2 separate regions of the Homo sapiens genome follow, and region 1 is linked to region 2. Evidence: chromatin loops called from intact Hi-C (ENCODE). Cell type or tissue: natural killer cell. All regions are shown on one strand. Links, peaks and the distances in the headings refer to the core of each region. The heading gives the core; the rest is flanking DNA. Region 1 has its middle 50 kb from the start of LINC02195. Region 2 holds the start of LINC02195 (long intergenic non-protein coding RNA 2195).

The links. Peaks named below come from ENCODE experiments on the same cell type or tissue, not always from the same donor. Only the 100,000 strongest peaks of a DNase experiment are listed, where the experiment ranks them.
Region 1: it touches region 2 in a loop (3-fold over the local background); 5 of 110 quality-filtered maps call a loop at or near these places.

The regions. Positions count from the first base shown.
Region 1 is chr16:26,642,647-26,648,026 of GRCh38, forward strand. No RefSeq gene overlaps it. Among named protein-coding and RNA genes, the nearest start is that of LINC02195, 50 kb to the left of the region's middle. In natural killer cell, for the core only: CTCF peaks have their summits at 3,155 (motif pointing left) and 3,360; a DNase peak (open chromatin) is centred at 3,145; H3K27me3 peaks cover 187 bases.
Region 2 is chr16:26,595,088-26,600,467 of GRCh38, forward strand. LINC02195 (long intergenic non-protein coding RNA 2195) reads right to left here and starts at 362. Exons shown (of 3, transcript XR_950950.3): 1 at 281-362. In natural killer cell, for the core only: no CTCF peak of the experiment used is centred there; a DNase peak (open chromatin) is centred at 3,124; H3K27ac peaks cover 1,570 bases.

The DNA of each region.
Region 1 (5,380 bases), core at 193-5,192, 48 kb after region 2:
TCAGGGGCCTGTCCCCTCCTGCCACTACTATCATCACCCTTTCTGTCCCTCTTCATCAAGATGAATGCTTGGAGATGAGTGTGAGGATATCTGAGCCCCCAGGGCCACTATCCAGCTTACCCTTTTTTTTATTTTTATTTTTTATTTTTTTATTTTTTTTGAGACAGGGTCTCTCTCTCTCTCTGCCACCCAGGCTGGAGTGCAGTGGCACAATCTTGGCTCACTGCAGCCTCAACCTCCCCAGGCTCAGGTGATCCTCCCACCTCAGCCTCCTGAGTAGCTGGGACTGCAGGCACACACCACCACACCTGGCTAACACATTTTTTGTAGAGACAGGGTCTCACCACGCTGTCCAGGCTGGTCTTAAACTGGGCTTAAGCGATCTGCCCACTTTGACCTCCCAAAGTGCTTTTTCCTCTGAAAGCATCTAAATCTTTTCAAATTTCAATTATTTTTATGCTGCTGACATTTGTTCCTCCATTCTATCTTCCTTTCATTTATTCATTGACACAGTTTACATGCCAGGGTCAAATGAGGCACTCAGGACCAAAGAATAAAAAGATGGATCTGAAAACAGCTGCCATTCAAATGCCCTGATAGTCTGGGCAGGATGTGGGGAGGGGTTAATCCTACTGAGCTGAGAGTGGGGATCTGTGTTTGGGGGATCAGAACCACCTTCAGGAGGAAGTGACATTTCATAGGTCCAAGAAGCATAGGTGGGTGCTCAAGATGTCAGCAGATTTCACCTTCTCTTCTCTTTCATCTCTTCCCTGCCCCTCCTCTCTTTCCTTCTATCCTCCTCCTCCTCTTCTTCCCTCCACCCTCTGCTGCTCTTTCACTCTCTTAGACACACATACACACACACACACACACACACACATCTTCCTCAATTTGTGAATAAAATAGTTTCACAAACACACAGACGATCTCACTATACCCACCTCTGCTGTCTCCAGTTGGTGTCTCAGAAGCAGACTCTGAGTCAAGTTCTTGAGTGCAGGCAGTTTATTTGGGAGATGATCCCAGGAAGCCTGATGAGGGAGTGGAGAAGTGAGTCAGGGAAGAGAAAAGCCAACAGAGTGTGTGCTAATAAGTGCACTGTTGCTGTGGGCAGCTGAAGCTTAGTGCTGCTGGGATCCTCTGAGACAGTGTGGGACGTGCTTCAGAATTGTCCCAAGGAGGGAGAAGAAGGCTGCAGCGTTTATGCACCAATTCCAGGGTGGAGGATCCCTCCTGTGGGCTTACCCTGTTGGTGCTTCTGGTCTGACCCCACATATGCATGAAAACCCCCTCAGGGAAATGGCTAAGGGAGAGATGTGCTGGGCACCAGGGACTGCTACAGGGAGGAACTCTGTGCAGGTTACAGTCTAGGGTGGGCTGAGGGACTGTGCTGGGAGAACTAGCAATATCTGCTTCATGTACACATTCCATATTCTTCTCCCTTCCTCCCTCCTTCTCCCTTTCTCTCTCGCTGTCATACACACTTACACACATGCACACAAGCACACGCTAAGGTGATCAGTCACATAGATATAAAATAACACAGAAGCTCCCAGAGAAGATGGGTGGTCCCATCTCAGAGACCTTTGTCTTCTACCAGCTTACTTGACTGTAATTCCTCCCATCTTTAGGATACTGGTATAGTGGATCCAGTTTCTCAGCACACAAATGTGCTCATACACATTCTATCTCGACCTAGTTCAACAGGGCTTTGTTTTTTCTTTTTATTAAAAAGAATTACCCCTGAGATGAGGTCCAGAAAGGAGCTACATCCCACACAGATGCAGAAGAGACCTACAAGAATTTCCCTCCCAGTGCAGCAGAGTCGAGGCTCAGATGGGTTCCTCTCACTCCCATCCCCCTTGGGCTACAGGGAGCAAGGCCTGTACACAGAACATAGCATGCAGGCCTCTCTATAACCCACAGATTTTTCTTTCTTTCTCAGGTCCCACAAGATCAACAAAATCTAAAAAGATCCAATAAACAAATACTTTCAATGGCATTATCATTATTATTATTATTGTTTATTTTTTTGAGACAGAGTCTCACTCTGTTGGCCAGGCTGGAGTGCAGTGGCGTGATCTCAGCTCACTGCAACCTCCATTTCCCAGGCTCAGGCAGTTCTCCTGCCTCAGCCTCCCAACTAGCTTGGATTACAGGCATGTGCCACCACACCTGGCTAATTTTTGTGTTTTTAATACAGACGGGGTTTCACCATGCTGGCCAGACGGGTCTCAAACTTATGACCTCAGGTAACCCACCCGCCTCGGCCTCCCAAAGTGCTGGGATTACAGGCGTGAACCACCGCGCCTGGCCTAATGGCATTATTTTTAATGGCAAAAAACCACAATTACTTTTGCACCAATCTCGTAAATGTTTCTACCAGTCACCCTACCAGAGCATTTACTGCAGTATCTCGAACCACTTGGTAGGGGTCCCACTGAGAATGACTTGACTGGCCACTACCATGCTGCCCTAGGTAGTTTGCTACAGTAAGGACCCCAGCGCATCATGCATCCATTACTCTGTGTGTGCCTCTCCTCATTGACTCTGGGCTTGGCTTTGTGACTTGCTTTGGCCAATGGTACATGTACAAACCTGGTGCCAGCAGAAGTGTAATGAGTACTTGTGCACTGAGGCTTCCTCTCTGAGACCACTGATGAGGGAGCTGGTCTACAGTAAACCACGTGAGAGGCCACATGCAGAACCAAGATGCCTCAGCCAACAGCTGACACCAGCTGCCAGACATGTGACTGGCAAATTCAAAGCCTTTGAATTCATGAAAGAGGAAGATTTTTCTCGTACAATCTTAGGAGGTAGGGAAAGTGCCCAGCAGAGAGCTCCTTCAACACGGAAAACAGGTAGCCCTGGCCACGTGGAGCTGGAGAGGGGAGATGCAGACAGAGCTAGGAGTGGCCAGAAGCCAGAAAAAGTTGAGTCTGGCAAATCTCTCGGCCACCTTGACTAGAGTTCTGGAGTTCATATGGAAACATGGATATTTTATAGAGTCATGTATTTTCCTTGTTTATTTCCCCAGCTTCTCACACATTTTCAGCGATGCTCTTTGTGGAAATGTCAGCCTCTCAGCTCTGCTCAAGAAAACCCAGGAACAGAGAGAGCCGGCTCAGATCTGCGCCAAGTGTTTGAGAGGCAGCAGCGCCCCCAAGGGGCCAGCAAGGTGGGGCAGCGGCGGGAGTGCTGAGCTCCGGAGGGGAGCTCTCCTTTCTTCAACAGGCATTTATTGAGCACCTGCTGTATGTGGTCCAGGCAGCAGCGGGAGAAGGGGAAAGTGGAAAACCAGACAAGGCCGTATAATGAGGGACTTAGGACTTCTGGAATTTTAATGAGCTGGTTTGCCCCTTTATTTCCTTTCAGACTTCCTGTTGATTCAAGTCATCAAAATGAAAGAATGCCAGCGTCCAAACACACATCTGGAAACAGAGCAATAAGGTTTTTAATATTTTGTTTCCTAATACAGAAACTCCTTTGAGATGCTATCAAATAAGGTGGGCATAACACATTCATTTGATTTCTTTTCCCTGCAAACGGGATCATTAAGGCATCCAAATTAACTGGGTGTAATCATGAATTAAATCGAGCTCTTTTATTAGGGAAACTTAGAGGCATCTTTCATCTTAATATCCTGACAGGATTCTCCTGACTTGAAGGTATGATTAGGGGAAAGGTGGCAAAAAAAAAGGAAAATAAAATAAAATAAAGAAGAAAAAACCCTCTGCAGCTCAACCATGAGTGGAATTGGTAATAAAACACTAGTTCCCCAGTGAACTCACCACCTTTCCACTCCTCCTCAACTGGGTTCATTATTTTATTTCTCTACTTGATAGGTTGAAAAATTGCCTGCAAACTGGTTAATTAGGACTAACAGTGCTTAGTAACTGGGGAGACAATTGCAGTTTGAGAAATTAATGCTCATGATTCATCTATTAAAGTGCATCTAGACACATGGTTTGCCTCATGGTAGTGTCAATCCAGCCATCTGTGCCTGTGGCCAGGGTAACTGAGCACTTCTCAGTCTGAGTTTGGGTGTAGTGGTGGTAAGAAACAGAATCCACTTTGCAAAAAAAGGGGGGGAGTTTCTTATAAGGACACAAAGGTAATTCCATATGGGACATCTGGGGATGGAATATGCTATGGACTGAATGTTTGTGACTGCCCCCTGCCAGCCCTCCACTAAGTTCACGTGTTCAAGCCTAACCTCTAATGTGATGGTATTAGGTTGGTGCAAAAGTAATAGCGGTTTTTGCCATTACCTTTAATGGCAAATTAAATGGCCATTGCTTTTAATGGCAAAAACTCCAATTACATTTGAACCAATCTAATATTAGGAGGTGGGGCCTTTGGGATGTAATTAGGATTAAATGCAGTCACGAAGATGGAACCCTCATGAAGAGGAGCAGTGGCCTTATAGAAGGGAATCCAGCGACCCCCACCCCCCGCCTTGCTTCGTCCCCCATGTAAGGACACAACAACAAAAAACCCAGCCAAATATGAACCAGGAAGCAGGCTGTCACCAGACACCAAACCTGTCAATGCTTTGATCTTGGATTTCCCAGCCTCCAGGACTGTGAGAAATACATTTCTGTTGTTTGTAAGCCAACCAGTCTATGGTATTTCATTATGGCAACTCAAACAGACTAAGACAGTATAAAACTAAGAAAGGGAGACGCTATGGGAGTTTCTTTATCACTCCTTTCCTCCCTCCCCTCTCTCCTTCGCTAGCCTCCCTATATGACCATGGTTTTCTAATTTCTGTTTTGCCCTGGGTACCAGCTCCATTTCCTTCTCTGCATAAAACCATCCTCCACTTAGTAATGGTGATGTGGACTACTCACCACACATTCATTCTTCTTCCAGATGTTTGGGGATCCTCTCCTTCCCTTTTGTCAGTTCATATGATTTGGTTAAAGTCCCATTGACCTACAGTTAATAAGATGCAGAGAGGCTTTTGCTGGGGTATTTTGGAAAGCCTCGCTTTACTAAGGAGATTTCAAGATAAGGGAGATAGGTCTGGGGGCTGCTGGAGTCATCTTCCAATGACCAAGACAAATCCTGTTTGAGAATAAAGCCAGCACATGGAGTAGGACAGGGAAATAGATTGCACGACATCATTTGAGCCCCTGTATCAAGTGACACCTGATGCTTACATTAGCCTGGATTTTACAGTTGCCTGAGCCAGTAAATCCCCTTTTTTGTGTATAAGCTAATTTGTTTTTAATTTTCTGTCACTTACGGTAGAAAGAATTCCTACTGAAACCCATGACTTCCTTTTGAATTGCAAAGTCCCCAGGTCTGAACTGACTCCGTATGGCCTTCCAGTCCAAGCACCACCACCTGATTATAGTTTCTGTATATATTACTT
Region 2 (5,380 bases), core at 137-5,136:
CCTATATACCCTCGCCAAGTTTTCCCAGTTAAAAAAATTTTTAAGGAGAAACGATTTGACCCAGAGAATTTTACTTGAGATGGGATCTCACTATGTTGCCCAGGCTGGTCTCTAACTCCTGAGCTCAAGTATTCCTCCCACCTCAGCCACCCAAAGTGCTGGGATTTGTTAACACAAACTAAATATGGACTCTGTACTTCTATATTTGAGTCCTTGTGGACAAACTGCAACCTAACTTAATAGGTAGACAAAATTGAAAACCGAACATAGGAGTACACACCTGTAACAACAGCTGAGTCGTGGCCAATCCCAGGAGCTATACTTCAACCACTCATACACCGATGAGTGTTGAAGCTGTGTTCAAATGAGGCAAACGCCAACCTGTAACCAATCCAGCTGTTCTGTACCTCACTTCTGATTTGTGTACATCATTTCCCCCCACTTTCTTTTTTTGAGACAGAGTCTTGCTCTGTTTCCCAGGCTGGAGTGTAGTGGCATGATCTCTGCTCACTGCAAGCTCTGCCTCCCGGGTTCACGCCATTCTCCTGCCTCAGCCTCCTGAGTAGCTGGGACTACAGGCGCCTGCCACAACGCCCGGCTGATTTTTTGTATTTTTAGTAGATGTGTGGTTTCACCGTGTTAGCCAGGATGGTCTCGATCTCCTGACCTCTTGATCCACCCGCCTCAGCCTCCCAAAGTGCTGGGATTAGAGGCGTGAGCCACCGCGCCTGGCCCTCTTTTTTTGTCTATAAATCTTCCACTACATGGCTGTGCTGGAGTCTCTTTGAATCAGCTGTGATTCTGGGGGATATCCGATCCCTGAATCGTTCATTGCTCAACTAAACTCCTTTACATTCAATTTGCCTGAAGTTTTTCTTTTTTTTTTTTTCCTTCAGATCGAGTCTCACACTGTCGCCTGGGCTAGAGTGCAATGGCATGATCTCAGCTCACTGCAACCTCCGCCTCCCAGTTCAAGCAATTCTCCTGCCTCAGCTCCCGAGTAGCTGGGATTACAGGTGTCCACAACCATGCCTGGCTAATTTTTTATATTTTCAGTAGAGACGAGATTTCACCATGTTGGCCAGGCTGGAGTGCAAAGGTCAGGTCTCAAACTACTGACCTCAGGTGATCCGCCCACCTTGGCCTCCCAAAGTGCTGGGATTACAGGCGTGGGCCACAGCACTTGGCTGAAGTTTTTCCTTTATCAGATGACAGGCATGAGCCAGTAGTTTTGCCCAGCCATTTTCTCCTCTTGTTAACATCTCACATAACCTGAGTAAATTTGTCACAACTGAAAAACCAACATTCTTACATTATTATTAACTAAATTCTGGACTTAATTACAATTTCATCTGTCTTTCCATGTATGTCCTCTTTCTGTTCCACCATCTGATCCAAGGTATCACATTGCATTTAGTTGTAGCATCTCCCCAGTCTCCTCTGATGTGTCCATTTCTCAGTCTTTCCTTGGTTTTCATGACCCTGGAAGTCCTAGTGGGGATACTGGCCAGGTATTTTGTAGAATGTCCTCCACTCTGGGTTTCTCTGGTGGACTTCTCATGAGTAGACTGGAGTTTGGGTTTGGGGGAAGAACACCACAAAACTGAAGCATCTTCCTCTTCACATCTTTTTTTTTTTTTTTTTTTTTTTTTTTTTTTTTTTTTTAAGACGGAGTCTCGCTCTGTCGCCCAGGCCGGACTGCGGACTGCAGTGGCGCAATCTCGGCTCACTGCAAGCTCCGCTTCCCGGGTTCACGCCATTCTCCTGCCTCAGCCTCCCGAGTAGCTGGGACTACAGGCGCCCGCCACCGCGCCCGGCTAATTTTTTGTATTTTTTTTTAGTAGAGACGGGGTTTCACCTTGTTAGCCAGGATGGTCTCGATCTCCTGACCTCATGATCCACCCGCCTCGGCCTCCCAAAGTGCTGGGATTACAGGCGTGAGCCACCGCGCCCGGCCCCTCTTCACATCTTATCCAAGGCTGCATGAGAGCCACCAGGCTTCCTCAGTGAGGTTGGCATTCATCACTTGGGTAGCATTTGCCAGGTTTCGCCACTTGCTTTTTTTTTTTTTATTTTGAGATGGGATCTCACTCTGTCACCCAGGCTGGAGTGCAATGGTGCTATCTCGGCTCACTGCAACCTCCACCTCCCAGGTTCAAGCGATTCTCCTGCCTCAGCCTCCTGAGTAGCTGGGATTACAGGCATGTGCAACCACGCCTGGCTAATTTTTGTATTTTTAGTAGAGACTGGGTTTCACCATGTTGATCAGGCTGGTCTCCAACTCCTGACCTGTGACCCACCCACCTCGGCCTCCCAAAGTGCTGGGATTACAGGCGTGAGCCACCATGCCCAGCCTCCACTTTCTAATTAGTGTATTTTCCCTTCTCATACTTTATTCTTTGGAAGCAAACCACTAAGTCAAGCCCACTTTTTGTGGGACGTGGGAGGTGATGAGGAAGATTAAGTAGCTCCTCCCAGAGTGGGAGTGCCTACACATATTAAATGTAAGCAGCAACTGGCCGGATGCTGGGGCTCATGCCTGCAATCCCAGCATTTGGGGAAGCTTTGGAAGGATTGCTCAAGGCCAGGAGTTTGAGACCTGTCTGGGCAACATAATGAGACCCCATCTCTACTAAAAAAATTTAAAATTATCTGGGCATGGTGACATGTGACTGTCATCCCAGCTACTCAGGAGGCTGAGGCAGGAGGATTGCTTGAGCCCAGGAGTTGGACGCTGCAGTGAGCCATGATTGTGCCACTGCACTCTAGTCTGGGTGACACTGCAAGACCCTGCCTCAAAAAATAAATAAATAAATATATATATATATATACACACACACACACACACACATATATATATAATGATCTTTCATTCTTGTGTGGTACTGTACCCCTACTTTACAAAAGTGGAAATGGAGGCCCAGCAAGGTTAAATGACTTGCCCACAGTGGCTACATTTATAGATAACAACGCTTAGGTTCAAACCTCCATCTCTCTGCCCGCAAAGCCCATCTTCTTAGTCCTGCATGGGATGCCAGACTCCACCAGCACTGCCTCCGCCCCTCTGCCTCTGGTTATCTCCACAGGAAACCATGAGTCTTTGATGATCTCATCTTTGCCATCTCCTTCAGGTCTGAAATGGTTGGTTTCTACCATCTATGGCATGAGTTAAATCACTGACGTAGAAGAACAACCTGGCCCAGTCTTTCTCAGAATTGCTGTGCCCTCGTGGTCACCAAAACTGAGTCAGGAGTGAGTCATACTTATTTCCAGGTACTGGTGAAATCTTGTGGGGGCAACTGTCATCACAGCCTCTTAACAGCTCAGCAAGGTGCAAACTTACTTACGCAAGCCTCTGGCACTCTAGAAAGTAAAATGCACAAGAAAGGATAGAAACACTTGTTTTTTTTACTACCTGGAATTCAGAAAAACAGCCGTGTTTTTCTAGACTCTTGACTTTCCAATGGAGGCACATTTATAACTCATTACTTTTCACAATACTCTACATTGAAAATACATCTACTGATCAGGACTCTATGATAACCTGGGGTTAAAAATCCAACGTAAGTTGACTGTAGCAAGAAACATAAGGTAGCATTCAGTTCATTTAAGTGAAAAGTCTAGTTTAGTTGTTACAGGAATGGCTTGACCCTGGAACTCAAAAAAACATTGTTAGAATTCTTCCTTCTTATTTGTAAATTTCTACTCTTCTGTGTTGGCATCAGTCTCAGACACCCTTTCTCCAAGGTGACATGGCATCTTCCAGCTGCTCTAGGCTTAGAGCTTTTCAGCACAAAAGTATCAGTAGAAAAATAAATGTCTCTGTGCTAATTGTTCTAGCAAAAGTTTCAGTTCTAACTCTGATTGGCCATAAGTGTGGTCATGAACTATATCAATTATCTACTGCCACAGAAAGAGTGAGCAACAAAGCCTCAGTGGTATATAAAAATAAATGTGTTCCTCATGCAGCTGGGGTCATTGGGGGCCCACTGGTGGCTTTGCTGATCTTGGATGGTCTTGCTCACATACCTGGGAGTTGGTTGGCTACCGGTTGAGGAGACTGGAGTGAGTTGGCTCTGCTCCACACGTTTTTCCTTCTCCAGCAGGCATGTTCCCATGGTGAATGCATAACTGTAACAGATCCATTGCCAGATGTGTTCTGCAAGTCAACACCCCAAGACACCAGGTTGCAGCAGAGAAAGAGGTTTAATCGTAGGCTACCAAACAACAAGATAGGAGGAAACCTCAAGTCCATTTCTGAGGGATTTGGGGTAAGCGTTTTTAAGGGTTTTGGAGTAGGCTAAAATGTGGAGCTCATTGATTGGTCAAAGAGTACAGGGCGAAGTCATTGGACAGGGGGATGAAAGAAGCTGTATTCATGTGTCGATTTGGTTCCTCCCTGGGAATCTTCGAACTGGTGGGCTTCAGCTATTCCACTGGAATTCAGGACCTGAAAAACATCTAAAGTGATCTTTAAACAAAAGCCTTATGATTCTAATGCCAGAGATCCTGTCTATAGGAACAATGGGTATGCAAATCAATTCTTAAACAGCCTGTGACTCTCATGTCAGAGATCCTGTCTATAGGAATGATAGGAATGCAATGGTCAGTATCTAGTGCTGTGACTTTAATAACAAGGAAATGGGTAAGAGTGCAGCCTAATGAATGCTGAATTATATTTCTCTCCAGAACCCAGCATGCAATTTTTGTCACTCCTATGGAGATGGTAGGGATGATATCAATAGCAAAGCACAACAGTAGCCAGTGGAAACTCACCAGGCAGGTCTCAGCACCACAGTGACTCACCCCCACTTCCACTGCATCTGATTGGCAACTCCAGTGTCAAGGATGGAGAAACGGGCTTCCTCCTTTTTAGTGAGAGGAATGCAACAGCATGCATGCGGGGAGCAGGGTGAAGAATTAATGTCACAGATGCAATCCATCTCACCCACTAGCCCTTACAGAATGAAAGTGAGGCAGACATGAGCTGTGTGCCCTCCTGAGTTGGGATATGAGAAGTAATTTTTTTTTTTTTTTTTTTTGAGATGGACTCTTGCTCTTTCATCCAGGCTGGAGTGCAGTGGCACAATCTTGGTTCACTGCAACCTCTGCCACCTGGGTTCAAGCCATTCTTCTGTCTCAGCCTCCTGAGTAACTTGGATTACAGGTGCGTGCCACCACACCTGGCTAATTTTTGTATTTTTAGTAGAGGTGGGGTTTCACCATGTTGATCAGGCTGGTCTCAAACTCCTGACCTTGTGATCCACCCGCCTCAGCCTCTCAAAGTGCTGAGATTACAGGCGTGAGCCACCGTGCCTGGCCAAGAAGTGACTTCTTGTGGGAGGATGAGTGGAGTAGGGTTGTTTCCCCAGAGGAATAC